Linked DNA regions of Mus musculus: regions 2, 3 and 4 are each linked to region 1. Evidence: chromatin loops called from intact Hi-C (ENCODE). Cell type or tissue: left cerebral cortex. All regions are shown on one strand. Region 1 holds the start of Gm14636 (predicted gene 14636). Region 2 has its middle 260 kb from the start of Mir221. Region 3 overlaps Gm14636 (predicted gene 14636). Region 4 has its middle 230 kb from the start of Dipk2b.

The links. Peaks named below come from ENCODE experiments on the same cell type or tissue, not always from the same donor. Only the 100,000 strongest peaks of a DNase experiment are listed, where the experiment ranks them.
Region 2: it touches region 1 in a loop (8-fold over the local background); 3 of 42 quality-filtered maps call a loop at or near these places.
Region 3: a loop joins it to region 1, with 2.6 times the contacts of the local background. A loop is called at or near these places in 2 of 42 quality-filtered maps.
Region 4: it touches region 1 in a loop (4-fold over the local background); 3 of 42 quality-filtered maps call a loop at or near these places.

Annotation. Positions count from the first base shown.
Region 1 is chrX:19,230,955-19,238,954 of GRCm38, forward strand. It overlaps Gm14636 (predicted gene 14636), which reads right to left and starts at 6,896. Exons shown (of 5, transcript NR_168020.1): 1 at 6,737-6,896; 2 at 4,598-4,698; 3 at 2,025-2,114. Gm41892 (a long non-coding RNA gene) reads left to right here and starts at 5,892. Exons shown (of 2, transcript XR_878080.2): 1 at 5,892-6,529. In left cerebral cortex, CTCF peaks have their summits at 1,072 (motif pointing right) and 4,690; DNase peaks (open chromatin) are centred at 1,073, 2,799, 3,435, 4,075 and 5 more places; H3K4me3 peaks cover 4,113 bases; H3K27ac peaks cover 1,880 bases.
Region 2 is chrX:18,877,575-18,885,574 of GRCm38, forward strand. No RefSeq gene overlaps it. Among named protein-coding and RNA genes, the nearest start is that of Mir221, 260 kb to the right of the region's middle. In left cerebral cortex, a CTCF peak has its summit at 4,693 (motif pointing right); DNase peaks (open chromatin) are centred at 4,742 and 5,068.
Region 3 is chrX:19,160,593-19,168,592 of GRCm38, forward strand. It overlaps Gm14636 (predicted gene 14636), which reads right to left. Exons shown (of 5, transcript NR_168020.1): 4 at 6,183-6,350. Among named protein-coding and RNA genes, the nearest start is that of Mir222, 18 kb to the left of the region's middle. In left cerebral cortex, no CTCF peak of the experiment used is centred here; DNase peaks (open chromatin) are centred at 52, 3,906, 4,976, 6,243 and 3 more places; H3K4me3 peaks cover 2,503 bases; H3K27ac peaks cover 2,699 bases.
Region 4 is chrX:18,683,982-18,691,981 of GRCm38, forward strand. No RefSeq gene overlaps it. Among named protein-coding and RNA genes, the nearest start is that of Dipk2b, 230 kb to the left of the region's middle. In left cerebral cortex, a CTCF peak has its summit at 3,425 (motif pointing right); a DNase peak (open chromatin) is centred at 3,443.

The DNA of each region.
Region 1 (8,000 bases):
TGCTGGTAAACCTGGCATTCAGGAAACTAAGGCAGAAGAATTGGCTGAAGTTAGAAGCCAGCTCAGGACTATACCACCAGTCTTTGTTTCAAGAAATAAAATTTTAAAATAAAAAGAACTCTGAAGTAGGCAAAGATTTTCTAGGTAGAACAAAAAGGCAATAACCATAAAAGAAAAAAAGAAAAAAAGTAAGTGAACTTTATTAAAAATATCAAAAGACATGTTAAGAATAAAAAGACAAACCACAGGTTGGAAGAAAAAGGGTGGGTTGGTTTTGGTTTTGTTTTATGTCTAAAACAGGGTCTCACTAGTGGCTCAGGCTGTACTTGAACTAACAATATTCCAATCAACATCTCCTGAGTGATAGGATTGCAGGTGACTACAACCAAACCCAGAAATACTAATACATATACACTGACAAAGGACTCACATGAAAACTAATATATTTCTAACAATAAAATAAGGGGTTTCAAAAGTGAGTAAATAGTTGGACATGGTGCTTCATGACATCAATTTTAGCACTTGAGAGCCTAGGGCAAGAAAATCACCAGTTGGACAGTTGGAGGCCAACCTGAGCTATATACCAAGTGCAGGGCCAGCCTGTGCGACTGCCTTAAAAACAAAACAAAACAACAACAAAAAAAAAAGGAGCAAAAGATTTGGACAGCACTCAAAAAGGATATAAAAATGTCAATGGTATCTTTACCATTCAGCATGACCACTCAACAAGAATGGATTTTAAACTCACAAGGATCACCTCACAGTAATCAGAATGGGTACTACTCAGTAGAGGGTTGCGGGACAGAAATGAACAAGTTTTGGTCAGGCTGTAGAGAAATCAGAACCTTCATGCTACTGTCAGTAGTGTAAAATGGGTCTAAAGCACAGCACAAACCGTATAGCAGTTCCTTAAAAAAATAAAAATAAATTCTTCCAGACACTCTACCTTGTCTCTCTGTCTCTGTCTCTCTGTGTGCGTATGTGTGCATGTATGTGTGTGTATTGAAAATAGAGTCTTAAGGAGAATATCTGTACCTTTATGTGTATGGCAGCATTATTCACATCAGCCAAAAGATGGCACTAGTCAAGAGTCTGTGGACAAGTAAATGGGTATTATTTTACATACACACACAGAATATAAAAGTTCCAATGTGGGCAGACTTTGAAGCAGCATTCTAACTGAAATAAGATGACAATAACCCAGATCACTTTAAGATTCTACTCACGAAGTGCCTACAGTGGTAAATTCATAGAAACTAGCATGTTGGTTACTATATTAGCAAGGGGGTATAAGGTATTTTATTTTATCAGAGCTTTGGTTTTCTTGTGAATAGTAGAAATACATATGTAACAATGTGAACAAACCGAATGTTAGTAACTATATACAAGAAAATAGGTTAAATAATAATTTGCATGTATATATATTTTTAACCAGAATTTTAAAGTATGTATTTTTAAACCTACAAAAATATAACTGTGCTCTCATCAAACATAAGTAAAAATCAAATAAAAATTATGTGTGACTACAGCTTCCTGCTTGGAAATAGCTCAAGCATTATAGACCAGCCTTAGCAATAAAGAATACAGAGAGAGCATGTCTAAAAAAAAAAGTATCACTTAAAATGTAGAGAGGAACCAGAATTTTTACATGGCACTAGTAGAATTTTAGTTGGTATTACTACTTTGGAAAACTTTTGGCAACATCTACTGAAGATCAATCTCTGAGTATTACATTCTATCCTATGTTTATGTCGGGAGAACTGAGTAGAAATGTGCACCAAAGGAAACAAGCAAGAACGTTCAAAGATGTTTCATTCATTTTAGCCAAATCCTGGATACTACCCAAAGATGTAACAAAAAACAAGTAAATTATTACTCAATTTATTCAAGGGATCAACTAATTGCCTGTGAAACAAGACATACACCAGAGAGTTCCTATTGTATGATATTATTGATATAGATCTTAAAAGCAGATCAAAGCAGTAGATTGAGTTTTATTATTGTTTAATGGCAATTTAGTTTACCTTCATGATGGAATCAAGATGAATAGTGAATCGATTGGGCATGAACTCTTCTTAAGTGCTGGAAAGGTACTAGGCTTGATCTGTCCCAGGCTGAATAGAAACAGGAAACATTAAATGAGCAGTATACTTTGGATTACTTCACTTTGTCCTTTTACTACATGTTTGCTATTTCTCAAAGGTAAATTATTTGTAAAACATCTCAGGCCTTTCAATCAGGAGTCTCTGATTCAAAAGCCAACAAAGTGTAACCTTAATTTTTTTTTTAAACCTTCTTTAGGTTTGGACCCTATTCTACTAGGACTTCCCAGTTTCCTAATATACCTGTTTCCTGTTCCCTTTCCTAAAAGCACTCTTTACCTAGTGGGTCTTTTTAGAATTACCTGGTTTTCTTTGATCTAGTCTATACTTGGAATGTATACTTTGTGTTTGCTTTCCACTGGGGAAATGTCCGATTTAACAATGTTTCCTTTTTCAGTTTTTGGGGTTTTTTTTTGGGGGGGGGGTTGAGACAAGGCTTCCCTGGTAGCCGTACCTGTCCTGGAACTTGCTCTATAGACCAAGCCTGCCTTTGACTCCCAAGTGCTGGAAGTAAAGGGTGTGCTACCACGCCCTGCCCTGGTGCTTTGTTTAGTTTAGTTTTGTTTAGTTTAGTTTTGTTTTGTTTTGAGACAGGGTTTCAGTGCATACCACAGATTTCACCTGCTACTGCTTCCTGAGAGTTAGGATTAAAATCATACGCCACTATGACAGTCATGGCCTTTTTAATTTTCAAAAACATCACAGAATTTTATTTTAGATTCCCATTAGCTCATGGCCACCTTCCCCCAACTAGAAAAGCATAATGTCAAAAATCACAATATAAGACTGGAGATGGTCAGGGTTAGAGCATTTACCTGGTATGTATTCAAGGCCCTGAGTTCCATTCCTAGCAGCACCCCACGCCCAGAAAATATGTGTGTGTTTGTGTGTGTGTGTGTGTGTGTGTGAGAGAGAGAGACAGACAGACAGAGACAGAGAGACAGAGACAGAGACAGAGACAGACAGAGACAAAAAGAGTCTATATATTATAAAGTGTTATCAAACTTTGGAGTGGTTCATAACTATGTCAAGTTAGGTCCTGCTACCTACCCTCAAAAAGCCAGTTAAAAGAGCCAAATTAAATGTGGGAAGCAAAAAGGGCAAATGTATCTAATGTAGCCACAATGGGAACAAGGACAAGGAGACTCACTATCTCCCAAGCCAGTCAAGGTCCTAATGCAAAATCAAAGTTTAAATATAGGTCCAAGGATTTACCTATCTAAGCAGTCTTGATCAAGGTATGGTCGCACCTACCAATGACCCATCATGATCTGGACTGAAAGGTGTTCTGACAAGTTGCTATAACTGTGTGAAATCTCTTTTGCAGAGATAATCTCCCCCTCTGGCTGATGGCTTTTTCTTCTTCTCAGGGAAATGTCCATTTCTTCAGGGTCCATTCTTTCAATAGTCTCACAATCAGATTGAGACACACATTGTCTCTTTGGAATATCTTGAATTCTGCAGTCAGGTTACAGTGTTCTCACACTCCAGTATTTGATAAATGTATGGCATCCTTCTCATACCTATACTTTCTCCCCGCTATCTACCTATGTAAGAAGAGAAACGTTCATTCTTTTTATAAAGGGATATTTTATTGCCTAACTGTAAGCAGTCAGTTAGCACATGTAACAACAGCTTTTACTTCGGAAAAGAAAAGAAAGAAAAAAAAAAAAAGGTAATGTCTTCTCCATCTCCCCTGGCTCCTTCCATTAGTAATGATGTGGATATTAAAGAGATTCATATGCAAAATCTTACACTGTAATAATAATCAGAGACAAATCCTTCTGCTCTTACAATTTTGCAAACTTGATTGCCTTTGCATTGCATATAACATGCCTGTATTTTAGTCAAAGGGGTGAATTGCTGGGCTGAAAAAGCAGCCAGATAATAATTGCAAAGCAATGAGAAGGTTCTAAACACAGAGAGGCTAGTGTGAAAAAAAACTGCGTGGGCCAAGCTAAGTGGTGGAGTGCTTGCCTAGCACGCACAAAGCCCCAGCATAAACCAGGAGAGGTACACACATATAATGTCAGCACTAGGGAGGCAGAGGTAGAGAGTGTGAAGTACAAAGAAGCTTTGTGACGTAGCCATATTCTGATCAATGTGATATAGAATTAACAGCAGTAGTTCTAATATTGGCTCAACATGACAAGTCAGAAATGTAATTAAAAAAAAGTGTGGAGCAGCTGGCAGATAAACGTTTTAAAAAGAAATGATCAGATCACTCTTTAAAATACACCATTTGGATACAATGGAAAAACAACACCTCTTTTAGAATAGTAAACTGGAATGATCTGGCATGCTGCATATTTTTATTTAAATGCACTATCTGAAATAGATAATTAGTCTTACATTCTCCTCTGAGAGAACCTTGAAATATGTTTCACTTCAAAAAAGTCTATAGAAATATCAAAATATTTAGCATAAAAGAAAATGGGTTAGCACTATTGAAATGAAATAATTATAAAGCCAGATAGATGAATTGTCCTACATACCTGTGGTTTTTTGGATTCCTACGTTTGCTTACTCATATACATTCAACTCTTAATTTTTCTGAAACCACTTCTTTAGAAGCTTTCGGCTTCAACACTGCCACCTGTAGACATAAACAAGAAATAAATCCTGTATTATTCATCAGCAATGCATCTTTCCTGGGCATCTAATAGAGAAAATGGAAGGGAAAGTGAAAAAATATTTGCTCCAAAAGAGCCAAGTGTTCTTTCTCTCAAAGCAACATACCTAAGTCATCTCCTCCCACAACGGTTTAATAAAGAAGTTGCTTAGAAACTGAAATGTTCCTATGTCCCAGGTCATCAACCAAATGGCCTTCTCCCCAGTTCATTGAGAGAGAGAGAGAGAGAGAGAGAGAGAGAGAGAGAGAGAGAGCATTCAGGAAGGTTGAGAAGGGAAATGACCAAATATTTGAGACCATCCTGGGCTATCGGGTTCCAAGCTAGCCTAGGAATAAACCGAAAATCAAAAAAAAAAAAAAAAAAAAAAAAAAAGAGGGAGAGTAGGGAGATGGGGTTGAAAGGGAGAGATCAAGGGAGGAGAAGAAGAAGAAGGGGAGGGGGAGAGAGAGAGAGAGAGAGAGAGAGCACATGCCAGCATAACTTAACAGCCATTTCAAGACCTACCTTTTAAAATTACAAAACAGCTTGCCCTGTATGATAATCTGGGGATAAAGAATTCCATAAATTAACCAGATAAAAAGAGATAACGGACCCAAGCTAGGGTTATTACATCAAAAGGTCATAAGATGCCTATTTAAAAACTATAATTCCAGTCTGAACAGAGCTTCGTTCTATCTAAATCGATGTTTGGTGGGTTGTCTTCATCATAGTGCTCTGGCCCTTATTTGACTACAAATCCTAAAAGATCTTCTCTACATCCTATTGATTAAAATCCCCTTCTCATAAGCAATCACCAAAATCCAAGCAACCATAAGATAAAAGAAGGATTTGAGTCGGAGAGAAAGATAAAGACAAACCTTGGAATCCTGGAGTTAATTGAAAATAAGAGGGAGCACCTTGCCCAACAGCTGCGTTGCAGAGCTGGGCTTCATCTGATCACCACAGTCTTCCCAAGACAAGTGGCCTTAAGCCAAAGAAACTAGAAGCACTTCCCGTGCCCACCGCTTGTAGACAGCAAAAGACCCCAACCAAACCAGCCTGGCTTGCTACTTCGCCAAGCCCATGCTTTTTTACCTACACCAGAGACGCACCCCACTTACCCATAATTTACTTTAAAGCCTGAAAGCTTGTTTTGTTTATAGAAGCTACGCAAATCCTGGAAACTCAAGTCTCCTTGGGACACTCGCCTCCTCCTTTCTAGGACCTGTACCTGCACACACACACACACACACACACACACACACACACACACACACACACACACACACGACCAAAACCTTCTCCCTTTACTTCCCAATCCCGGACGTGCGCTGAGCCATCTCAAAGACCTTTTTGAGTACCTGCCAAGGACCAATACTGCTCCCACATGCCTCCAAGAAGCCCTCGTGCAAAAGTGCACGAGCTCCCAAGGCTTGTGTGCGCGGCCAGCCCTCTGAGGGAAGTTCTGCACACCCCAAATCCCAGCCCCCACCCTAGCTCGGACAGCAGGAGGGAGCCCCCGGGTGTGGCTTGGCGCTGGCACACAATACTCTAGCAACTCTAGCTTTCCCCGCACGCCCTGGCCAACCTTGCCACTAGTTTCTCCTCACACAGTCCCTCTGGTTCAAGCCTGCCAGGAGCAGGAGCGTCCTCGTGGCTGTTGGATGGGAATCAGGAAGATTGGAAAGACAGGCAACTACCACCCAGATCGCTAGTGGGTCGCAGTCTCCAGAAGCCGCATGGGTGTTCACGTCCTTCCGAAGGAGACGAAGTGAGGACAACCCCAAAGACCAGAAGGAGCGAATCCTACAGGAGGTAGTCCTCCCGCACCTCTCCTCCACCTAGCCTGAGCGACCTTCCAAGCCTGCACCCTACGGCGCCCAGAACACTCCTCTGGCAATGGGACCTGGCCAGCTCTCGTCCGGGTTGGCCATAGCAGCCCTGCTTCCCAGGCCGCGGCAACCCCAGAAGCGGGTAGTGCGCCACTGTTGCTGGGGGGCGGGGGGCGGGTGGTGGACCTACCTGAACCTGGAGTGCACCCTCCGGTGCCCTGTCTCCAGCAGCTGGAGAAGGCAATGATGAATTGGTTGCGGTACCCCACACGTGGCCTCACTTCCTCAGAGAAGTGGACAGAGCTCCCTAGTGCTAGAGGTCCTTCACCTAGCTCTTGCACACAGGTTCTGTTACTGGGTCCGCACTCGCCCAACCCGAGCCTTCATCCCCGCCCCTTTCCCGCCACCCGCGCAGCACTGTTCTGCGCTCCGCCCCCGCCCGCCCGCCCGCCCATCGCTGCGGGGACTGGCTCTGAGCTGCCTAGCCTGAGCCTGGCGGTGCAGTTCCGGGGTTCCAGGTCCAGGAAGACTCCGGGCGGCCCTGGGATAGCCCGGACTCCTGCCCTCCTAACCCTCCAGTACTCATCCAGACTCCTAGGCCTTGGGCACTGCATGCTCTGCCCTGTTCTTCCGCAGGCTCTTCACTCCCAGCCAGGCACCTTCCACCACCAGTTGGGTTACTGCCTCATGCTTTGTGGGAAGCTGGGCCCGAGTAGGTCGTGCAGCGGGATTGAGGGGTGGGGATTGGGGGGTTGGGAATCAAGTAAAGAGGAGTAGAATGAGCCTGTGAGAAGAGGCAAAGAAATAACCCTGCCAACTGCCCGGGGAAAGATACAAGTTGCAGCCTGCTTCATGTTTCTGTTACATTAACTACCTGGATATGCTGCCGTCCTTATAGCCCCATAACCCCAGTAATGTTCAGAGGAAATCTAACGATTTCCATACTAATTGATTTGGGGATCCTGCGCTCGCTCTCTCTCACTCTCTCTCTCTCTCTCTCTCTCTCTGTGTGTGTGTGTGTGTGTGTGTGTGTATACATGTGTGCGTGCGATGGCAGAAGACAACAGGCTCTCTCTTTTTATTTTAAAGTTGCATTTCTTATATGTATTACATATGCCACGTTTCTCATTTAAAAAAAAAACCAAAATATAAATAACAGAACAACTATGTTTTACAGAAACAGAACCAATGTATATGTGTTATTTAAACCCACTGTAATTGTATTAATTGGCTTGATTTAAAGTATATATTTGAAGTATTCTTAAACAGGCTCAGAATTTTGAAATTAGCAACCCCAGAGATTTCCTCTTTAGTTATAAAATATCTGTTTCATGGAGATTACTAAATGCCATTATATAGGAAAAGTAATTCTTTTCTTCCAGGTTAATTGTATGTTTAGATCTGGCAAAGCACGGATTGTTTTTAAAGCCAAGAAAAACTAAGATTCCCACTAA
Region 2 (8,000 bases), 350 kb before region 1:
TTAGTTTTTAAAAATATAACATCACGATAATAATTATCTACATTATTGGTTGTTAATAATATTAAATAAGGATACTTTGCAGCACTTAACAAATCACCTGGAAGACAGTAGTTGTCCAGTAAATATTTGTTGCTCATTTTACTATTTGTTGCAATTCAACTAAATTTTTATTCTTCAGATTTTTTTTTTATTTAGTGCATTAGTCACTTATATACAGGGATTTCCTGGTGACACTGATTTGCATTTATTTATTGAAGAGCCACTAGGTTTCAATCTATAGGTGAGATATACCATTTAATTCTGAACTTGGTGTAGCTGTGGGTTGTTTGTTTGTTTGTTTGTTTTTGTCAGTGCTGGAGATGGGACCCCAGATATTGAGTACAACAGAGAAGTGTTTTGTAACTGAACTACATCCCCAGACTGATGATGTAGCTATTATCTCATTGTTAATGATGTAGGAACTGAGGCTACAAAGATGCAATCACTGTTAGTCTACATGGCCACTCATAGGAGATTTTTCTGACCAACATACCAGTGTTCTTTCCAGCATTTTTTCCACCATCTCCTCACACACATGTCTTAGGCTCTCTAATTGAGCAATGTCAACCTACATTCTTTAATCATTTGCTATGCATGTGAGCAGATTCATACTTTCCACATGCTTCTTCAGGAAGTGATGGGGAATTCAGCTGGTGCCTCTCCCTCCCATCCATTGTCCTCTTCATCTCACATTTTATGCTTCAAAGGCCCAGCAATGCTTTCCTCCTACAGTTGAAAACCAGATAATTTCCTATTTGGGATTTTCAGAGAATAATAAAGTTAACAAAAACACAGGATTTTATCTATGAATATGATTTCTTACATCACCATCAAGCATAAATCCATGGATCTCACCTTTGTAGGCAGTGAATTTGGTTTAAAGACAGAGCATGGCCCCTTACCTTCAGAAATAAACAGAAGAGCTGTAGTGGGCTGATGGGTTTGAAGTTGCCTAGTTGAAGTGGCCTGTACATTATGCTGTACAGAGAGCTCTGCCTGCAAGTCAGGCCTGAATCTCCACCCAAGGACTCCTAAAGGGGAAAGACTCCTTGGGTATAGTGATGAACCTGTGGTCCTCTAGTACGTGATTCCAGATTGTTTTATCTTTGTAGTCATTCGACACTTTCTTAAACAGCTGCTGTCTAGAGTTGAAGTGCAAGTCTGGTATTGGTATTGTTAGTGTTGTCTCTGCCCTCCAGGTATGGCCTCCCCAGTTTTTGGGTGTGGTCTTCCACTAAATACTAACTCCTTTTGTCTCCCAAATTACATTAAAACTTGTGCTGGTGGGTTTTTTGTTTGTTTGTTTGTTTGTTTTACATCTGGCTTTGTGTTTGATGCTTGATAAATGAATCTTCCTGGAACTCTGAAGTATCAGTGAGTCTAGGTTCTTTTGTGGCTCTTCTTATGCTAATGGGGTGTTTTTAGAAACAAATCCTTAATCTGATAGATGGAGATTAAAAATCATGGGCACTGGTAAACATTCTGATACCTCTCAAAGTATACTATCTTGAATTATTTGATTTGTGATTTTTGCATAAACAGTTATATGCACATTTGAAAAAGATCCTGGAAAAGTGGTACAGTGTGGTGATTATGTTTACGGTTTGGGGAAGTAAAATGTACCAATTATAATTTGTGGTTTTCATTCTGTTCTGTCCTAGTGGGTCATGTCTGTGTATTGTATTTTATTTCTTTTATGATCCCCCAGACTAGACTCTTGTCAGAAAGGGAAACTTGGAACAGAGAGCTTGAAAGAGGGAGCAGACAATTGAAAAGAGGCTCCACTAGCCCATATTGGTTCTTGAACAGTTCTGTACAGCTGCATCAGTATGGGTCTTAGCTGTGGTTAACATTACTTCTGATCCTTAGATACTATGAATCTGCTTGCCTTCCCACTCCTCATTCTGTCCCAGTGACTAGCCTTCCTGAATGTTTGTGGCGGTGGAATGTGAGAAACAGATGCAATAGACCTTTTCTCCTTCCCATCATAGCGAATTTCCTTTGATAGATAAAAGACAATTCTGACTTTAGCAGTGGGTGGTTTTATAGTAGTATGTAGTCTTGCTTCTTCAAATAAATTCTGGTTTTAAAAGAGATCTTCACAATGAAACTAATATTGTATACAGGTATTCCCAGGAGTGACCCAACTTTGCTAGTATGACATATAGAAAGCACCACCTAGGAGCTGAGCAGTGATTATTCTGTGTGATTAAATAAACAGAAGTCGTGCCTTCTCAGGGCCCTTGATTTTGATGTTGCTTCACGAATGAACAGTGTTAAAGGTGGTGACCTGGGTGCAGGAAGAGGATAATGACATATCACAAACAGCAGAGTTGATCTGTCCTGAAGTCAAGGAGGAAGAGGTGGCAATGAGCCCTGATGTTTTTCAGAGAGGAAATATGTGACTTAGGTCCAGTATAGACCATCAGTTATGTATCAGGTGTTTGGCACATGACATCTGGGCCTTTATTTCTTGTCATCAGAATATTGTATACTCAAGAAGGAAGATAAGGCCAGACATGAAGCCCTGAGGGAGAGTATCAATGCATAGTAAAAAGAAAGGTTGAATGAAGACTTCAAGTTCATCCAGGTCTACCTTACTATATAGCAACTATGAGACCACAGGCCACACTTATAACCCCCGAACATTGCTTCACCTGAACAATAAGGATGTGAGTTCCTATTTGTAGGGATATGGAAAGAGTGCAGTGTGAGTTGTAGGCTGAGTCCTACACAGGAAGAGGCTGACAAGAGTATTTTGTGTGTTCTCTTGTAAGTGCTCACAGAGAAGACGAGGATGGAAGCAGCAGAAGCAAGTTAGGTACTGGAAAGGCTATAAAGAAAATAAAGTCTCAGCCTGACTGATCCTGCAGGTTTCCATGAGGGAGGGTGTGGTGGCCAGCATCAACTCTAAGCATTCTTATGTTGTCTGTGTTTGAGAAATGGCTCCAGGTTTGTCATGGGCTGCTAGAAAATAAAGGGATGTGATTTCTCTCTTTGTTAGGTTTGATGCTAACAAAGGTCCCCAGAGAAAGTAAAAAGAATAAGACAGTTATGAGGCCAAGAAATCATGACATCGACTGTGTTAGAAAAAAAATATTATTGTTGATCAAGGACATGCAACTGCACTCAGTCAGGGTCAAAATACTGGCTAACATCTGGAAACTTCCATAAGAGAGTACACTCCTAAACAAACTACAAGTGAGTTTGTATTGAAAGCCTGACCAACAGAAGAATATTAAGGTATGATAATCTAAGGGAAGCATAGGTGTTCCCCTTGACAAAGCATACTGCTCTACACAAGAGAGAGAATAGAAATACTGCCCAGTCCATACTCTCAGAAGCCTCTTTAGAATCACCTTTGCTGGACGGTATTTTTTTTCTAAGAAAGCTCACCTACCACAGACATAGGATTTTTAGAAGTTAAATTTGCAAGCTAGTTCTAGCAAAAGAAAGCTAACACTGGAAAGAGCAAGCAGGTGTTTCTCAGGGGACTAGCTTTGCTGCAAGTGATTCCCCAGAAGGTATTGGAGAAAAGAAATAATTCTACATCCCAAATTCTCAAAAATCAGAGGGAACTTGGTGTTGGGCAGTGGCTCTTGACCTGTGAGTTACAATTCCCTCGGAAATGTTGAATGATCCATTGACCTGGGTCTCCTAATACCGTCAGAAAACATAGATATTATGTTACAATTCAGTACAGTGGCAAAATTACAGTATAAAATAGCAATGAAATTAATTTTATGGTTAAGGGCCAACAAACAGGCAGACCTGTACTAAAGGGTTGCAGTATTAGAAAGGTTGAGAACCTCTGGTGGGTAACACAACAGTCTTCATGGGTAAAGACCTTGTTACAGTCATACATAAAGAAACAATGATCACTCGATGTTAGAGAAGGATGATGTCTTGTTACTTTTGTGATTGTTCAGTGGCTTTATTTTATTTTATTCCTTTTCCACTGTTTTGATGAGCTGAGAACATCATGGCCTTTCTGCCAGTAGGTCCATTTCTCACTTTCTCTACTTGTCAGCAGAAATGTATTTCATTTTCTCAATGGCACCCGCCCTTTTCCCTCATCAAAGTTTAAAAAACAGCCTTATTTTGTGGCTGTGCAAATTTTAAGGATATGCCAGTCCTTGTACCACATGGGATATGTCAGTCCTTGTACCACCTGGGATATGCTACCAAAACTCCATAGGAAGTGTTTTTAAATTTTAATAGCAAGACATTCTCTGACTTAAAAAGCTGTAGTCTTTCTTACCACAGATTCTGCACTTCTTTTGGGTTTTAGGAGGTATGCAGCCAAACTTGAAGCAGCTTCAGGCCCAGTGTTTGGGTCCACACCTTTACACCTGCTTTTCTCTTTTGGACACTCTTTTTTTTCCCTTCCTTCTTTTCTTTTCTTTTCCTTTCTTTTCTTTTCCTTTCTTTTCTTTTCTTTTCTTTTCTTTTCTTTTCTTTTCTTTTCTTTTCTTTTCTTTTCTTTTCCTGCTTCTCCTCCTCCTTGTCCTCCTTGTCCTCCTCGTCCTCCTCGTCCTTTCCTTGTCCTCCTCCTCCTCCTCCTCCTCCTCCTCCTCCTCCTCCTCCTCCTCCTCCCTCCTTTTCTTTCTAATGGGTGGTAATAGTTGGGGATTTTTGCAGGCAGACAGCAGGGGTCACCATGGAGCTGTGCATGGTGGAGAGGTCTCTTACAGTTGTTCTGAAATGGCACGGGGCTTAATTATGCGATTCAGATGTGTATTCCTTTTGCTCTGACTGTTTAAAACTTCACAGTATCATTTCAGTAATCAATAGATACAGTTGTTTGAAGGAAAGGAGAAAAGGTAGCTTCATACAGTGTTTTCAAAAAATCATGTCAAACCCTATGGAACTCTGAAAAAAAAGTGGTTACAAAATGTGTTTACTTAAATATTGTGAAATGAGGATGGAAATTCGAAGGGCAGGGTATTTGTCATCTACTCATGACTAGCAGATGGCCGCCTCCTCCTCCTCCTCCTCTGCAAGCCGAGTGACTCACATTGTACAGGGTGTGCAAAATGAAATTTCAAAACTCTACTGAGAAGAGGTGGCAGTGCCATAACTTGATGCTGGAGGAATGTGCCAGCCAGATGACTTTGCCAGCCAACATTTTGCCAAAGACTCAAACAAAATGTCTCTCACTGGAACGAGTTTGGATGTGTGTTCAGTCCATCATATCTGAAAGGATCAAGGATATGCTTCAGGTTGTGCGTGAGCCTGGGTGCATTTGAAAGGGAGGGTGGTCTGCTTTGCCAGACCAGATCTGGGTGGTAATCACTGCTAGCAAGGTGAGTCATGTCAGATGCACTCACCTGTTTTTGTTTGTCAGCCCGAGAATGGTGTCAGGTCTGCCTCCAGCCAACAACAGAACAAAGTCTGGGCTGTTATCAAAATCCTCCAATAAATGGGAGTCAAGTTTACAGATGATAATTTAAGTTCAAAGTTCTCTTTTTTTCTCTTTTGTTTAATAAAAAGAAACTTTGGCTCTGCTATGCTTAACCAAAACACTAGGTTGTGTTTTAGGTAATTATATTTGTTTAAAAATAGAGTCCTAGCCTGGTGGACAAATGCACATTTGACTTTTAGCTAGATTCTAACTTTCCTTCATGTGATAGTCACCAGGGGTGCTCCTAACCTCACATGTTCTAAATCTCCTGGTGTTTCCCCTTGGGTGAAGTCCCTTGTTCTGGTGGTAAAGAAAAGCCTTGCAGTTTATACCTGACTCTCTTTGACTACTTGCTCTGAAGGAAGCCAGTTGTCCTGTAAAAAGTCGGACTACCCCTAAACTACTGTCCTTTGTGGAAGCCACATGAAGAAGCTAGATGAAGAGGGAAATGCCTGAAAAACATTTAGCTGTTTCTCAGATCTTGGCAGATGAGACAGATGTGGCTAAAGAATCCATTTTGGATGTCTCACTCAGTTGAGTCTCCTAATGACTCCAGCTGCCATCAGAGTCTAACCACCTGGGAGAAACGAAGGACCACCTGGCTGTGCCCATTCAACCCACAGAATAATTGATCCTTAATATATTGTTTTTAGTCACTAGGCTTTGGGGACTTTAAAAAAAAACAATAGCAGATAATCTAAATATGAGGGGAAGGGAGGAAATAGCAGGCTAAAGAGGATCTCTCTCTCTCTCTCTCTCTCTCTCTCTCTCTCTCTCATGTAGGTATTAATGTTGAATGAAACAATTCACAATTGAATGTTTTCATCCTGGGTTTTCTTACCAATTCATGGCAGCCATTTCACTATAGCACTAGTGCAGCAAATTTCCCAGTAGAGTTCAGTTAAATCCCGTTTACCTGTCTGAATCATATTTCAGACATTGAGCACTTCCACAGGTCTCTCTGTTTCTGTGTATCTTGTAAGCAAAATAAGACTGTTTTTCTGTTCCAGGTTACATTTTCAAGAATAGCTGTGTAATGCAGTGTTTTGCGCCTGAGAAAAGGCTAGAAATGTTTGTTTTTCACTTTTAAAAGATCTATATTTTCCTAAATGTGCAGATGCTACCTGGCCATCTCCCCAGCACCTTATGAGAGCTCCTCCCCAGGAAACATTCTCTGATGTGCTTGCAACCTACTCTCTGATCCTTCCTGAAATTAATTACCGACCCAGGAGTCTTGTATCTTCTCCTACCACCCATGCAACCATATTCTGTTCAGTTATAAGTAGACTAAACTCACATATCTCAATTTTTTAGCACAGGAAGAATTCACTGTACCAAGTCAGCTTTTAAAGGTCTAGGAATTAAAATAATTACAAGATGCTAAGAACTATATTTCAAATGATAAGTAAAACCCCTCTGCCTTCATCTGAAATCCTAGATATTTGAAATATTCTCAGCATTTATAATTTAAAGTATGTATTTCTTTACTTAAAAGGTCATATATCTGAGGTATTGAAAAGTGTAGAATACATTAAACTTTAGCTATTTTTGATGAAAGGCAAAAACCATTGCTAGAAAAACTAATACTAGATTCCATGATTTTGTGTGTGTGTGTGTGTGTGTGTGTGTCAGTAACCATAACTACAACTATGTACAACTTCCAAAATCTGGTAAAGCCACTCCAGCCATGTTGAATTGCTGTAAATTGTGTATATGATTCAAGAGAACAATATTTTAAATAATTTGATAAGCTCATTTATTGACTTGACTTAGAGAATGGGAGGCAGTGAGTGAAAGAGGGTTCAGGGAATGAATAATGGTGGTGGGAAGAGAAGCCATAATCCTAACCCCATGGTTTGCAGATAGATGGAAATTGGGCTCAGTTTGCAGTGGGCCTTCTGCATTAATTCTGGCACAGACTTCTTCCTCAAAGATAAATACCAGTTTTGGAAGTAGGGGCTCTAGTGACTAAGAACATGGTATGTTATAATTTTATCTACTCTCCATAGGGCCCAATTTCTGCATTTTTAAGGCAGAGGTAGTCATAGCACATTTCCAAAGGCTGTTAGGAAAAAATCAATGAACCATGTATTTAAATTTCTTACTTTTTACATAGAAAGTGAGTAATAATTTTAGCAATAGACATTATTGAAAAATTTCTAGAATTAGGGTTTCAGGCACTTAATCAAATATACTTATTTTCTTCCATGGAGGCTTTGGTAACTTCTTTACATATTTGAAGGAGGTAAGACAGGGAGTACAGCCCATTCTAAAGGATTGAGTTAATACTGAGTAGGATCGATGTGTTAGAGAATCCTATTACTATAAAGCACTTTGCAAATACTGAGATTTTTGCAAAGATTTTGTCCTTTAATTATCAAACCCTTGTGTATTAAAAAGAAATTAACCATGTAAAAGTTTTGATCCATTCATACTTAATTAGTAAACATCTGGTGTTTTAGCAAGTATTTGATGTTCAAGCAGTTATTACATTCTTCCTTTCTAAGTTACTTTCTTCTTTATTATTTTGGAATTTTAGTTATGTGATAATCCATGT
Region 3 (8,000 bases), 70 kb before region 1:
TGTGTATTTAAGTATTGACATGCCCGGGTCTGTAAGATGTTACACTTTCTACAACAGAATTGAGATGATCACTACTGAAACTTTTGGCTTCAGCCAACTTTTACTCTGCCTTTGGACCCAAATTACTCCCATCTGTTCTGCCAACAGCCTATTTGGATTCAGATTTTGTTTCTACAACAGACAAGTGGCCCAAAGTAAGTCCCTCTGTTTCTCTGTGCTTTAGGACTCTTATCTATGAAATAGACACAAAACAATAGTACCAACAGCTTGATATGAGGATCCCACAGATCAATGTCATTTGACTACCTACAATAGCAGCTACCCAAAACACACTAAATGTACAATGAATGGTAGTCAATTTTTTTCTTTTTTCTTTTTTGTTATTTTAGTTAATCTGCTATGCCAACAGTCATATACATTTTACCACAAACACATAGACCTGGAACTAAGCTGAAAGTGTTTGCAGAATACAAGTGACTAGAGAACCATTACTCCAGGTTCCCTAATGTACTTTTTATGCAGGTCCAAGTATAAGGTGACATAACTCACTATCCAGGCTCTGTGATTTAGAGAAACTAACAGACTCATTCGACTACCAAGGGGCAAAGTAAACTGAAAACACAAGCACACTTGTTCCACAAGCCTGGGCCTCTTACAAAATAAATAGTTCAGATTTGGAGATGATTTTGTATGCAGGTATTCAGAACTATGAATGCAAGCAGCAAAGCATGGCTACCCATTTTCTTAGTTAAGAACTCTAGTGTTTTGTGTGTGTGTGTGTTGTGGGGGGTACCAATGGATTATCTTTTTTAAAAAAATATTTTATCCATTTTTAAAAATGTTGAAAGCAGAAAAATCTCAATAACATTAAAAGCAAGGTCAAAGTCTCGAGAAGAACACATAGTTACTTCAGGAAATCAATTTTTTTTTTCATGGAAATAAGGGGATATGCTTTAAAATGAAACCTTAGCCTGGCCTTCATTAGAGACATTTCCACCCTGTACCTCAGAAGAGCTACATTTTACATATAGAGTTATCACTATATTTAGATTAATATTTTAAAGTGATTTTAAACAAAATAGGTGCTACTTAGAATAGCTATTTACAATAGCCAAGAAAAGCAAATGTTTTGACTCTTATGCTGACTTACAAAGCTATCAAATTCAACTTTTGTATGCATCAAATGTGTTCCTTCAGAAAAACTAAAGGAAATGAGCAGTAGGAGTGTATTTACATAACATAGTTTACAGTTAACAGCACGTGTACTATGCTTTATATCTTAAATTTGCCTAAATACTTTAGAGTGTATAATAAATGTATAGTAAATGGGGAGTAAGTAAGAGAAGAAGTTACAGCTTAGAACCCTAAGAAGCTGAGCTAGCAGATGCTAAGATTAAATTACTGACATTTTAAATATATAGTCTGTATAGCAATTGTTTTATATTGATCTTTTTTTTTTTTCAAAAAAATCAGGGTAGTTTACTAGATAAGTATAAGACATTTTAGATGAAATATATGTTCTAATTCAGCTACTCATCTTTGAAAGTAGTTAACAAAATGGAATTACTTTGCATACCCTCTTTAACTCTTATTCTTCCTGATATCAAGAAAATAAATGGAATAAATGATATATACAGTAACTACATTCAAAACTGGTTAGGTCTTTTCATCTGAATAAAAACACCTATCCTCCAAATTTCGACCATGTAACCTAAACAGTTTGTTTAGGAGAAATAAGTTTTCAAAACTATTACTACAAAAAAAAAAAGTATGTAACAGTAAAAAAAAAAATAGTCACCAACATTTTTTCTTGTCAATAGCATTTTGAAATGAACATAAGGAAATTAAGTTGAAGACAGAGATCAAAATATAGATCCAGAAATCTTTAAGTGTGTTCAAGGCCAACAATAACAGAAGTGGTTGACTAAAATGGCAAGCAAGGACATAAACTGCACAACATGCCAACAGGAAGTAACTGCTGAATCACTAAGCAGGGAAGGAGGATCAGGGACATAAACTGGGAAGTTTAGAAAGAACTTATTTTTAATGATTAGAAACATAGGGACAAGAGAGCCATCTTATACATCTTTTCTTTTCTTTTTTTGAGAAGCATGGTTAGAAGTCTCCTTTTCTAGATTCAATAATGCAGTTCAATTTCCTGGGCTGCCTGGTTTCCCAAAGGCACTTACTGTGCCCAGCATGACTCCTGTGTCAAAGTGTCACTCCCTCTAAGGTGTCCCTTTCTCCCTTAACAGCATAGACCTGTCTGGGTATAAAGTTCCAGAAAATAAATATGAAAGGACTTTTTGTAATTGTATACAAAAATTACTTTGGAGTTGAAAACAAAATGTTATTTCTTTTGTCTTAATTTTTCTCAATTAATAAAGCCAGGTTGACTCATCAAGAAGGAGCTTGGATCCCTGAAACTCCCATAGTCCATTCCACCACAAACCTGTGAACAAACATTTCACACAGAGGAGGAATGGACCCTGTTAATGACCAGAGTGGTGATATCACTATCACCTTCGCATGACACTAGGCATAGGGTAAGCAGGAATGCAGAAAGCAGTTGACACACCCCTTTGACTCAGCCTAGTTTCAGTGCTTGCAAATCCTGGCTCCATTATTTCCTTCCTATGTCATTTTGGGCAATTAGTTTCACTTCTCTGTGTACTGCTTTCTCTACAGTAAAAAGAAGTAACAATCATACTGGGTTTACAGTTAGTACATGTAAAGCATTATATATTAAGACCTATGTCCTGGGTAACTATCAGGAATTGGTTGGCACTGAAATAGATGTCAGGGATATATTTAGAAAAATATCTAACACATATCATGAGTTCAATGAATGTTAATTCAAGAGTCAAAAAGCCTTATCTGGCACTCCAACACTCATGCTATTATAAATGTTTATAAGGAGGGTGATTATTTAATATACATACATACATATATACATACATACATACATACATACATACATACATACATAACTCTAGGGAGAGTTGGTGCTGTATTCCAGAATCAAGTACATGAATATTTCTCTGATAAAATGTATAGGCTTAGTGAGCTAAATAAAGACTGCAAGTGGACTCATTTAAGCTCAGGTCAGAACTTTCCATCATTTTGTGACATGAACATTTTTCTAACTTTTCAGAATCATTTGGACTTTAGAAGAATTGCCAGGTTTCTACTTATGAAGTAAGGAATAACTTCAACTGAAATCTTTTTTTCACTAATTCTCAAGGTACAAGTGACAAAATAAATTGCTAAAACCATTGTGAAATAGAAAATACCTTCAGGCATGGAAAATGCAAGCGTGCATACTTAATCTATGGTACATATTAGTCTAAACATTTTCTTGCTCTGATACGGTGTTTCCTAGGTTATCAGCCTGCCAATTCATTCCATAAACACCTCTTAGTCTCTTTTTAAAGAATGTTAAAAGTAATTTTTGAATGTAAGATAAAATGCTTAGGGCTTATGACTGCTTAATACACTCCTATTTATTCCATAGGAAAAAGAAGACAAAACTAGGAAATGGCAAATGAACAGTTGTTTGGAAAGCATGTGTCTCATAAGAACACCGAAGCCTCTGTAGTTGTTCTTAGGGGGAGCGGGGATAGAAATAAATGCTATAGCAAACTGGTAAGCCATTCTGCTACTACCAAAGGAATTCTCTCCACATTGCATTTGAAGGAAATATTTGCAGCTCTTCAAGAGCCTACAATAATTGGTTCAAGATGTTCTTCTCATGGCTGGTCAGCCCCGGATAAACGGTGTGCAGAGCCTTGTGGAAGCTGAGCTGACGTTTACTCATTACTCCATATGTTGGTACTTATCTCTCCCAATTTTTCACATACTAATTTTGTACTAAAGTATGGCTTCCTTCAAGGCCTATGCTTCCCACTTCCATGGTGATCCTGTATACAAAAGCAAGTCAAGAAGACCTGAAAAATGGAGATCATTATAATTCTTCATGGTTTACCCATTCTTGTTATCCTTCTACTCAATGACACTGTAGCAGGAGATCTGAATGCCATTTATGAACTGAATCCTTAAAGCTACATTTCAATGCCTAACTACTCGGTTGCCAGAGAACTACATTCCAAGTCTTATCTGGGTTCTAACAAATAGCTGTTGTTGATTTAAGACCCACCTTCAAAGTAAGCTTAGACACACACCTACACACACACACACACACACACACACACACACACACACACACACATCAAATTTTGAAGGTGTACAGTACACTTATCAAATACTGGGTAGAAATGATTGAGATATGTCTCTCAAATGGCTTCCTTTCACTTTGTTGTTTTGAAAATCCACAAAGACCAAACATGCCAAAATAGCAATGCCTTTAGTAACTCTGGGAGATAATTCATAGCAATGCTTTTAGATGTACATTTAAAAATAAGAAACTCAGAACAAAGAATGACAAACTAAATTTTAAAGATGAAGTTTTTCTGGGACTCACTTTTTAGCATTTACTATTTCAATTTATATTATATCCTATTTTTAATCACTCAAGGCAGTGGCTTCTAAATGTTGAAGAACATCTGAAATTTTTATATAGTCTTTTTCCTATCCTGCATGTATTTAGCTCAATATTAAATTACCGTGTTTTTTATCCAAGCATTTAGATGAAATACAGAGGTGAAAATAATTATTAGTTACTGAAGATACACTAACAGCAGGATAAAAATCAGCTAAAATTACTATCATGCTTTCTCAAAATTTTTCTGTCTCCTTCTCAAACCTATAAATTTATGTGTGTCAGGAGGGCACACCTTAATTAAGCCAAATGACATGTGACATTCGCCCAAATTTGCAGCTAGATCTGCATGTCACAGCCATGCTTGTCTTTTCATTGAAACTGAAGTCTTGGGAGCTATTAGCCTAAGAAAAATGATCTTCAAACCCTTAAAGCGTGTGCGTTAAGGGGGCACAATTTACAGATTCCAACATACTCATCTTTCTCTTCCCATCTGCAGCCCACTCAACTAACAGAAACCTGCAGCTTTGTTATCCTGCTATGGTGTTCCTTTTTTAAGCTGGAAATTTTATGATTCCAAAAGGAACAGAGTGGGAGCCAGAAGTCAAGAATGTACATTTAACTTTTAATTTAGTTGGGGCTACTTAAAGCAAAATAAATAATATTACATCCTTTATAACTCAAAGCCTAATTCTGTTCATGTCATAATTGCATGTTTATACTCATAAATGGAGATTGCCCAGAATACCTATATAATTACTGACACTTAAAATATTTCCATCTAACTCTTTGTAAGTATATATCACATGATTAGTTCTACTGACCAAAAAGAAACAGACAAAAATCAAGCAGCCACCTACTATCCTAATATGCTTGCTGGGCACAACCTTTATGCAATCATATTTCAGAGAAGTCAAACATTCACACTAATATAAAACTGCTATCTCGGTGTCTTTTGGAACACAGATAGTCACAGCTTTACTGTCTTTTTCTGGAATAGGAGCAGCTCAGATTCAAAACAAGAAAACTGAATTTCAGGTTTCAGAGAAAGAAAGACAGGCAGACACACGGGTAGCACACCATTAAGAGTTAGTTGCTCATTACCATCTTAAAAAAGTTATGAACTGTATGGAAATCAGCACCCTTTTGCTTTATCAAAACAAGAACAGAACTGTAATCAAACAGAACAATCTTAAAATCATGACATGAATACAAAACAAATTCTATGACCACCATAATCTGCCATTCACAATCAGATTTTTTTGGTACACTGCTTCTACTTTCATTTTGTAAAGATCTAGATAAAATCTGACACAATGGGGAAGCAAAGGAACCGACTAATTCTGAAAGTATTTCTTCACATTTCGACTCGCTACTCAGACTGAATGCAAATCTCTATCCATGGAAAGTTAGTGTAGCAACTCAAGCAAACAGCCCATTTGGATTTCATGCTTTGCCCCACTGAAAAGGAAACCATGTTCAAAAAGTAAGATCTAGTTCTATTACATATGTTTGGCTAAACTAGTAACTCACATCTCATTTTGTTAATTACCTGGTAACGTCTCAGCTTTTATGTTATATGGTGGGGCTGCCTGCTTTTAAAATCCTATATATATATATATATTTTGCAATTCTCCCACACACCATATGATATCTATTAGGGACAATGCCACTTTTCACTTACCGATTCTGGATAACGCAGTGTTTCCTGGTGACAGAAAGCTGAAGCTTCCATTTGCTGAAACTCCCTCTTCTCAGCTTGGTAAATCTGATTATAAAACGGCTTTGTTCTGATCGCACAAGGCACTTTTTTCCCACAAAAGTTTGCTAACGAGTTATCTGCATTTCATTCCTGTGACAAAATGAATCAGACAAAAGGGAAAAAGGGGACAGGGAATAAGTCCACACAAGTTCTTGGCACACATTTTCAGCTACATTTTTCTCAGTTTAATCAGTAAGCTGCATTAAAGTAACAGTTACCAGTTCAGGAAGCCAGAGTTTGATCAAATCAGCTACAAACAATCTTGCACTGCTGTGTAGACCCCCACGACTGCAGCCACTTGGTCATCTATCACACAGAGGAATCATTGGACAGTCCCCACCCCCATCTTGCTCCTGATGAGCAGTAGCCAGCGGGAGAGTGGAGAGTGGACAGTCGCCTAACACGGGACTTTTTTTTATAGGGAACTGACAATTAGCTGCTGACCAATCACAACCAACACCTAGTACCTAAGTCACATGACAGGGCAGTCCCTATGCCTGTAGAATTTCTGAATTACTGGGGTTATACAAAGGACACTCATTCAGGAAAAGGGGGGTGGTGGTCATAAGCCGAAACAGAAAATACCCCGGCTGCGACAACTCAAGCTTTAAAACAAGTAACACCCTAGCCTCACCCAGACAAAGAAGGAGCTGAAACCCAGCCAAGATGGGAATCAGAAGAATGTCTGGCATGTATTAAAAAATAATGCCAAAGCAGAGGCTGAGTTTAGAAACTCAGTTCAACTATAAATGAACTGCTCATCCCGCTTCTGACGGTCTCCCCGGCAATTGCCCATCCTAAGCTCCGTTCTGTACAGCTCCACAGAGGCTTGCCGATGGGAGAGGTGTATAAGCTTCTCTTCCCTCCCAGCAAAGGGCCCCAAGAGACAATTCCTAAGTCAAACACATTTCTTTTAAAGACAACTATACAAATTAAGCAAATTTAACCATCCTTGGGACAAATCTTTATGCTAACTACAAATCATGTCCCCATCTATTTTCATTTGTTCATATAAAGAACACTTTTGCTACGTAAACAAGCCCACTTCATGAAGTAGCTGCCAATTTATTTTAACACCCCCAATTTTTCTTTTTTTGGTTGTAAGCCTAGTCTTAATGGCTGAGCCATCTCTCCAGCCCTCAATTTTTCTTAAATAACACTTATGCCTCAGAAAACACACACACACACACACACACACACACACACACACACACACACACACACACAAACACCCTTATCATTTCTTAATTCTCTGAAAATGGTACTTACAAATGTTCCTTGTTTGGATCTATTTATTCTCCCCCTTTACCGACATCTAAAGTCAAAACACAGGCTCAATCTCTTCTTTCCAAACCAGACACCCAATTTTTCTCAGGCAAAGCTGTGATAACTCTTTCTCCAAGGCAAGCCCAGAGCACTGTGCTTCTTGCCATTCCCAATTTATGGAAGGAAGCATATGTCAAACAAACCAGGTGATGACTCACACTACCTCCCCTGGCCAAATTTTCCCCAGAATGGGAGGGTAGTGTAAGTACAGCCCATTTGGATGTGACTCAGTTTTATTAGACTGGTGGTTGTAGTTGATTTGACAAGCTCCTTTTTTTTTTTTTTGTTTCTTTTCTAGCTCATGCATTTAAGGATCAGAATGCATGTTCTAATAGGTTTCAAAGCATTCAGTCAGGTAAACAAGAAAGCTCCAAGATTATATTTTAAGCCTCAGTAGTGTTTCAGAACCATATG
Region 4 (8,000 bases), 550 kb before region 1:
GAGAGCGAGGAGAGAATATATGGGAAGATTTGGAGACAGAAAAATGGATGGAGAAATGATGTAACTATATTATAATCTCAAAAAATCATTTGAAAAGTTGCTTTAACAAAGCAACAATTTTCTGTTACAGTGTTCACCTTTACTTTTGGTTACTTTTAATTATGTTATGATTAATATAGTACTGCTTACCATGGCAATGCTATTTAAGACAAAGTGATTTTTTTACATTAAATTTATTTTAATTTATTTTCCATTTCAATATCCTTATAAAAATTTCAAATTAAATCTTTTAATTAAATCTTTTCTCTATTTCAATGGTAGGTGTATTTAATACATGCTTCTAAGGTCATCATGCCAGAAATGAAATATTAAATGTTTGGTTACTTCATACTTAAGAATGTCAATTTGAGAGATGAAAAATTTAATAAGTACACGGAGAACAAAATTTCTTAATGATCCAGCAGGCAGTAATTACTGTGGAATACTTGTGATTTGCTAGATTCTGTGCAAAAACTTCTTTGCATTTCATGTGGTTAGAGAATTCTAAAAATTTGAAATATTCTTTTGCAAACTTAAGCTGTTATAATCCCAAGACCTGTTTCCAATAGCAAACACAAAAGCTGCATGTATTTGTATTCAATGTGAAGAAAACTTATTTCTCAATTAAAGTTTTAGTCTTGGAAGCTCAAGGTTTTTTGGGGGGAGGGCATCTTAGAGTTTGATTAGGAAGAGCACTTTGGGCTACATCTGCTGACTTTTCTTTCATGCATACACCTTGCTTTGATAGCTCATCATGGTGGGGAAGACACAGTGACAGGGATGTGACAGCAATGGATGTAGGCAATTGCTTTTATCTAGAGCAGGCAAGCAGTGGCTTTTGCCCATATAGTCTTCTTCTTCCCTCCTTTTCATTACATCCAAGACTCCAGCCCAAGGAATGGTGCAACCCACATTCATGATGGGTTTTCTGGGATCTGTTAATCATCTCTAGAAATGTCCTAATAGACATCGCCAAAGATATGCCTAACTAATGCCCTCTTGGTGTTTTCCTAATCAAGTCAAAGAAAATCAGCCATTGCAACCCTGAAGCATGTAGCTTTATACAACAGAGGTTGCATCTCTTGGATCTACTGCTTCAACAACAGGCAGAATGAAAAAGCAAGACAATGAAGACTAAGAGCAGTTATGTTGAAACTGAGGTTATGAAGTTGGGATTTTGAGGACTGAAAATTATGAAGAAACTGTTCATGAATTCTATCTGACTTGAAATATCTCTGTTCTGCAGTTCCCAGTGTGGAGGATAAGTTCCCACTGGAAACTGCCTTCCAAGAGGCAGCCATTATAGGGACCACTCTTCCTCTTTCATTGTCTTGCTTGCTCCCTTTCTGTTGTGAATAGCCCTGGGGCTAATTGTACTTGATGTTAATTCTATTCTCCTGTGAGGGGTTGCAAACAAGGAATAAGTCAGCACTCAGGTGATTTCCTGTAAACCTTCCCACCTCAATTTATAAATAAAGGCTAGAGTCAGTGATTGGGCAGAGAAAGAGGGGAAGATGGAGCTGAAGGTTTTGGGAGAGAAAGAGAGAGAGGACGATGGAGGAGGAGGAAGAAGGAAAAGGGAGCAAAAGCACTTGGCCTGGAGAAACCACAAGTTCTAAGGGGTCTCTTATATAGGGAAGATGGTAGTGTAGCGGTAGATCTGCCCAATCTCGGCACACAGCATGCATTCATATTATTTGGATTGTGTTTTCATTGCCCGGGCTTATTTGGGTTGGAGATTTACCATAACACCTTTCCTCATTCCTGCTTCTAAAAGTCACTCCTAAATAGATCACCATGCTCTATTTGCTTAAATTTACCAACAGGTTACCAATATTTTTCATATCTTTAAATACTGTGAGCTTTTTAAATGTTCAATTTTCTTTTCAAGGAATTTCTTTATAAGCAAAACAAAAGTTTAGACTATCTATCTATCTATCTATCTATCTATCTACCTATATATCTATCATCTTTCATCTATCTTTGTATCATGCTGGAGATGGAGCCCAAGGCCTTGTACATACTATACAAGGACTTTAACACTGAGTTACACGCTAGTTCTTTAAATGGAATTGTTAAAATTACACATCACTTTGGTCCCAATAAATGAATATTTTAAAATATTATTTCAAAATCAAAATGCAAATGAGATGATTTCTTGATTTAAGTGTAAGAATTCTCTTTTTTAAAATTATCCATCTGCCTTTTTCCCTGGCTTTCAAAGATTGGGCTGACTCCCAGGCTGTATTTTATTCTCGTTTTTTCTGAATGGCTTCCCCACTGTTCTAGGGGACAGGCTATTACTCTTGTATTTTTCTTTGTGGGAACAGAGTTCCCTGTGGTGTGCTGAGAATTGCTGTTTAGTTGATGGTATTTTCACTTCTGCCTGGGTCTTGCTTTATAGGGCAGAGCTGAAAATTACCCCTCAGCTTGAAGTCATCAGTTTAAGAATTTGATATTTCTAGAAATATAATTTCCAAATGCCACTTTCTCCTTCTTTTTGCTCAAGTCTTCTTTCTGCATTTCTACTTTATTGGTTAAAGTTTGATAGTTTGCAGCAAACTCTAATGTTAAAACTTTCTATTATTTGGAAATGTTCATTTGATTACATGTTTGAGGTTGTTCTTACTCTCTATAAATCTAGGATTTTTATACTGCTTCTGGCGTGCCTTTTTGTTCAATAAGATTTATCACAGATTTCTAGGCTTACTATAGATGCTCTTCAACATATATGAATGTGGAGTTCTAAAGGTAAGAGAATAGAGCTTCAGAACTATGTAATCCAGAGTATAGCCAGGAAGAAAGGAATTATAACAGGTTGTTTATTTGAGGAAATACATAGATATATTAGAGTCCAAAGAGCAATGTAATTAAGCACCATTGGGATATAGTGGGGTTTTTAGTTGATCCAGGTGTGTGCTGCCACAAAGCATGCCCCACACACATGTTGAAGGGCTGAGTCCTAATCTATATTCTGGTTGACCCATTGGAAGGAGGCTATTATGAAAGGTCACAAAGAGGACTTTAAGTGGGTGGTTTCAGGTTTGTATCTTCCTTTGGAACCCAGCTATCCAAATACTGTGGCTTCTGAAAACCGTTTGCCAAAACTGGGAGAAATATCTCAGGGTATACCTTAAGCTATGTATCATTTGCTACCATGCTATTGTTAACTGACTTCAAATTTTTGTTTAGGAGAATGCCATCAAATGCAGAGGAATTCACTATGTGTACTCAAGCCAAAATTGCTGTTCTGTAGTCAGAATTTTTACTATGAACAAGAAAACACAGCAAATATAAGTCAACTGTGCTAGGCAGCAAAATTCTTCATTATGCTATAGTTATGCCTTTCTAACTGCGGAGACACAGAGAGAAACAGAATGTACCTCAAGATGGAGCCCTTGAACCACAAAGTTTTGAAGCAATCTGTAAACTACCCAGATGCATGTGACATTTGTGTAGGTCAAAGAAGTTTGGCTGTGGGAAAGTAAAAAGTGGGAAGAAGCTATATTACCTCCCTTCAAATCTTTCACTGGAGCCAGGCAAAGCAAAAGTGGGGGAAGATGTGGAAGTTTTCAGACTCAGGTCTCATCTGCTTTTTGTTTTAAAGGATCAAATCAGTGAGGTAAGAACTTTCTGTTGATAAATAATTTGTTGATTTTTCTAATAAAATATGCATTTCCTTCTTTGAAAACCCATCTTGCACTTTAGATGTACAGCTTGAAGTTTTAGTAATGTTCTTTGAGCCCTAGCAAGTTCTCTTTTTCATTGTGTGAAAGGAACTAAAGCACAAGGAAGAATCAAGTATAAGCCAATATGATCCTGGGAAGGTGTACCCCAGAAAGATAATGGAGAGGAAGGAAGATCTTTTCATATAGTAGAGAGAGCTGGGGTCTCAGCATCATGTAGTGGAGAGAGCTGGGGTCTCAGCATCTGTTATGCTGAGGACAGAATCCTGCCTCTGCCTGCTTCCTAGGTATTCCTTGTTCCCTAAACTAGTAGCTATTCCAGTCCCCTAAGAATCAGAAAAAAATACATGAAAGTGCCTCATGCTTGTGCTTACTACCAGTCCTTTGAAGGGTCACTGTTAGGGTAGCCATTTATACATGTTCGGGATGCACATAGAATGAGGCATTATATTTGTGGAGGTGTTGTGTACACTACTAACATGTGAAACATGAATATAAGTGAGCTGCAGAACAACAGATAAATGTTACCTCCTTTCATGATGGCCCATGGGGCCATGTGCTTATCAGGGCCAGCATGTGGGCAGACATGTCCTTGTTTACATGATTGTTCTGTGCCATGACTTCATCTCACTTACTGTCCTCCAAGTAGTTACCCTATACTAGAAGATCTCCAGCAGCCTGTGTGGACATAGGAAGTTAGGAGTCTTGGATAACAATTTGAGATGTGCAATCATTTGGTCTAATTCTTCCAAGGCTTTTTGTGCTTCGAGCATTTTTTTTTCTCAGACAGTAGAGCTCCTCCCAATATCCTCAGTCATCCTTCCCTCTTCGATAGGTGAGTCATGCCTACCTAAAGGGTCACATTTCTCTGGCAGGCTATGTAAGATTGCTTGCCACATTATGGGTGTTTTAGTTAGGAGTTTGCTGCTGTGAACAGATACTATGACCAAGGGAATGCTTATAAGGACAGCATTTAATTGGGGCTGGCTTACAGGTTCAGAAATTCAGTCCTGTATCATCAAGGCAGGAGGATGACAGTGTCCAGAAAGGCATGGTACAGGAGGAGTTGTGCCTTCTACATCTTCATCTGAAGGCTTCTAGGAAAAAACTAGCTCACATGTGATTATGGGGAGGGTCTTTTTGCCCACCCTACAGTGACACACTTCCTTCAACAAGGCCACACCCACTTCAACAAGGCCACATCTCCAAATATTGCCACTCCTCAGGCCAAGCCTATTCAAACAACCACAAAAAGTAATATCACAATCTATCATATCACATCATATGTATCATAGACTTTCTTTGGGTGATGTTCTGTATGTAACTCCTTACATTTAGGAACGTCAGTGGATGCTCACAGTCAACTATTGGATGGTTCCCCAATGGAGGAGCTAGAGAAAGTATCCAAGGAGCTAAAGAGATCTGCAACCCTGTAGGTGCAACAACATTATGAACTAACCAGTACCCCGGAGCTCTTGACTCTAGCTGCATATGTATCAAAAGATGGCCTAGTCGGCCATCACTGGAAAGAGAGGCCCATTGGACTTGCAAACTTTATATGCCCCAGTACAGGGGAACGCCAGGGCCAAGAAGTGGGAGTGGGTGGGTAGGGGAGTGGGGGGGGAGGGTGTGGGGGACTTTTGGGATAGCATTGGAAATGTGATTGAGGAAAATACGTAAAAAAAAAAAAACGTTTTTATGTTTTCATTCTATTTGTCATCTCCTTTTATCAACTGCACACCACACCCTGATACCCCAAGCCTATCTTGACTTTTTTCCCTTTCTAGCTAAGAATTCTTCCGATCCTTCTCTTTCCTTTATCTTTACTTTCACTAACAGTTTTTCATTATTCTTGTCACTTTCTACCCTCCCCCCTTTATACCTTCCTTCCCATCAAGAATTTCTTTCCTTTACTTCTGTTCCTTCTTTCCCACTGCTATTAGTGTCCCTCCTTCTATTTTCATTTATTAACCTGTTCCATTTTATTCATTAGCACTGGATCACAGAGTTCCAGAAGATGGAAGGTCATATAGTAGTGCAGATGTCAAAGCCTCTTAGGCTAAAATCAGTTCTTTAACTGTCCATTCACTCTGAATAACAGAGTCTATAGTAGTGGCCACCATGGATTTAGATCTGTAGACAGTGAATAAATTCTCAGGATGGACCATGTAGAGACTGCCATATCCAGGGATCCACCCCATAATCAGCATCCAAACGCTGACACCATTGCATATACTAGCAAGATTTTATCGAAAGGACCCAGATGTAGCTGTCTCTTGTGAGACTATGCCGGGGCCTAGCAAACACAGAAGTGGATGCTCACAGTCAGCTAATGGATGGATCACAGGGCTCCCAATGGAGGAGCTAGAGAAAGTACCCAAGGAGCTAAAGGGATCTGCAACCCTATAGGTGGAACAACATTATGAACTAACCAGTACCCCGGAGCTCTTGACTCTAGCTGCATATGTATCAAAAGATGGCCTAGTCGGCCATCACTGGAAAGAGAGGCCCATTGGACACGCAAACTTTATATGCCCCAGTACAGGGGAACGCCAGGGCCAAAAAGGGGGAGTGGGTGGGTAGGGGAGTGGGGGTGGGTGGGTATGGGGGACTTTTGGTATAGCATTGGAAATGTAAATGAGCTAAATACCTAATAAAAATGGAAAAAAAAATTCTCTCTGCAGCTGGAACTGTAAATATAGACTGCCCAGTCTGGTTCATGACTCATCTGCTCTTGAAATTACAAAGGCAGGAAGATCACAGAGTGTCTTCAAGGCTAGTCTAATGGCCTTCACATTTTTTGAAGGCCACCATCTCCTCTGAGAATCAACTGAAACTCTTAGACCATTTTCTCAGAAAAATGCCATTCCCTTGAAGATTTGCTTGAAGTATTTGTGATGGTTTCTGTAAAATGCTTCTGTAGACATTCAGGTTGCCTTGACTACCTAATTGTAGCAGAGCAAAATAGCTCTTGGCTTGCTTGTACAGATAGATACTCAAGGTCTTTATATGGTTTCACTTTTGAAAACCCTTCCCTCACTCCTCCTTTCAGCACAAAATCAAGATTTGCTCAGAGATTGTTGTCCTGCTAGCAGTAATCAATACATCTTTTAATTATAATTGTATTGAGCCTATGGTCTGGATCAGGAACTCCATAACAATGTTAAGGAGTACACAGATATCCTGCAACATATTCATGGGTTTTCTAAAAGTTCTTCAGTTGAAAGTCAGACAGTATAAGTTCAAATTCCAAAGAAGGGTCTGTTTTCCTGACAATTGGTGTCACAAGCTGGAAGACTGAGAAATATGGCAGAGCTCTGCTGATAATTTTCTAGATCCAGTGCACACTGGTTAATTATACCAATCTTAAGCTTTCGCTGCTCTCTGTAAACAGGGACATCGCTTTTTAAGGTTTCTCCTTTCTTGACCTAGCTATTTTTACTGCAGAATCTCTGAGGTACAACTTCATCCAGAAAATGTTCAACCAGAGAGCTGTAGCTTTCCACAACTTCCTCTTTAGTCAGCTTGGTCATATCCTTCATTCAAACCTTCTGACTCAGTGTGGCTATTGCCACACGAAAACTGAATACAAGAGAGAAGGATCCCACTTACTCAACTTTGGAAATCATTTTTTTCTTGAAGTCTGACCTCTGGGTTTAATCAATGTGACCTTATGAATTAACTTGTGTATTATTTTAAGCATGTTCCTTATGTTTTATTTGTATCCTTAATGGAAATTTAGTGCTTCTTAATTAATTAGTCTCCTTCTTCTTGATGCCCATTAGGTCTTCCAAGTTTACACACAAAATCAGATTTTCAAGAGCAATTTACATTTCTCTCTCTTTTGTTAGGTGTTGCTTGAAATGGCCTTTCTTCAATGACTTCAATTAACAGGTACTAAAAGCAATCTTTGTGTGAAATTTAGCTCTAATCAGAAGGAAGCTAAAGAGAGCAGTATCAAACATTGGCTATGTCTAGATTGTGTTTTCCAGTCAGGGCAGGGAACTATTGGGACTAGGATAAAGCAGGGAATAAGAGTGACACAGGCAGGTGGGAATTCACAGGCTCAATTGATTATTAATCCTTTTGCCAGGAGAGTTGTGATGTGCCAAGTTCAAAAGGTCTTAATTAGGGTTTTACTGCTGTGAGCAGACCCATGACCAAGGTAAATATTATAAAGGACAACATTTAATTGGGGCTGGCTTATAGGTTCAGAGGTTCAGTCCATTATCATCAAGGTGGGAGCATAGCAGAATCTATGCAGGCATAGTGCAG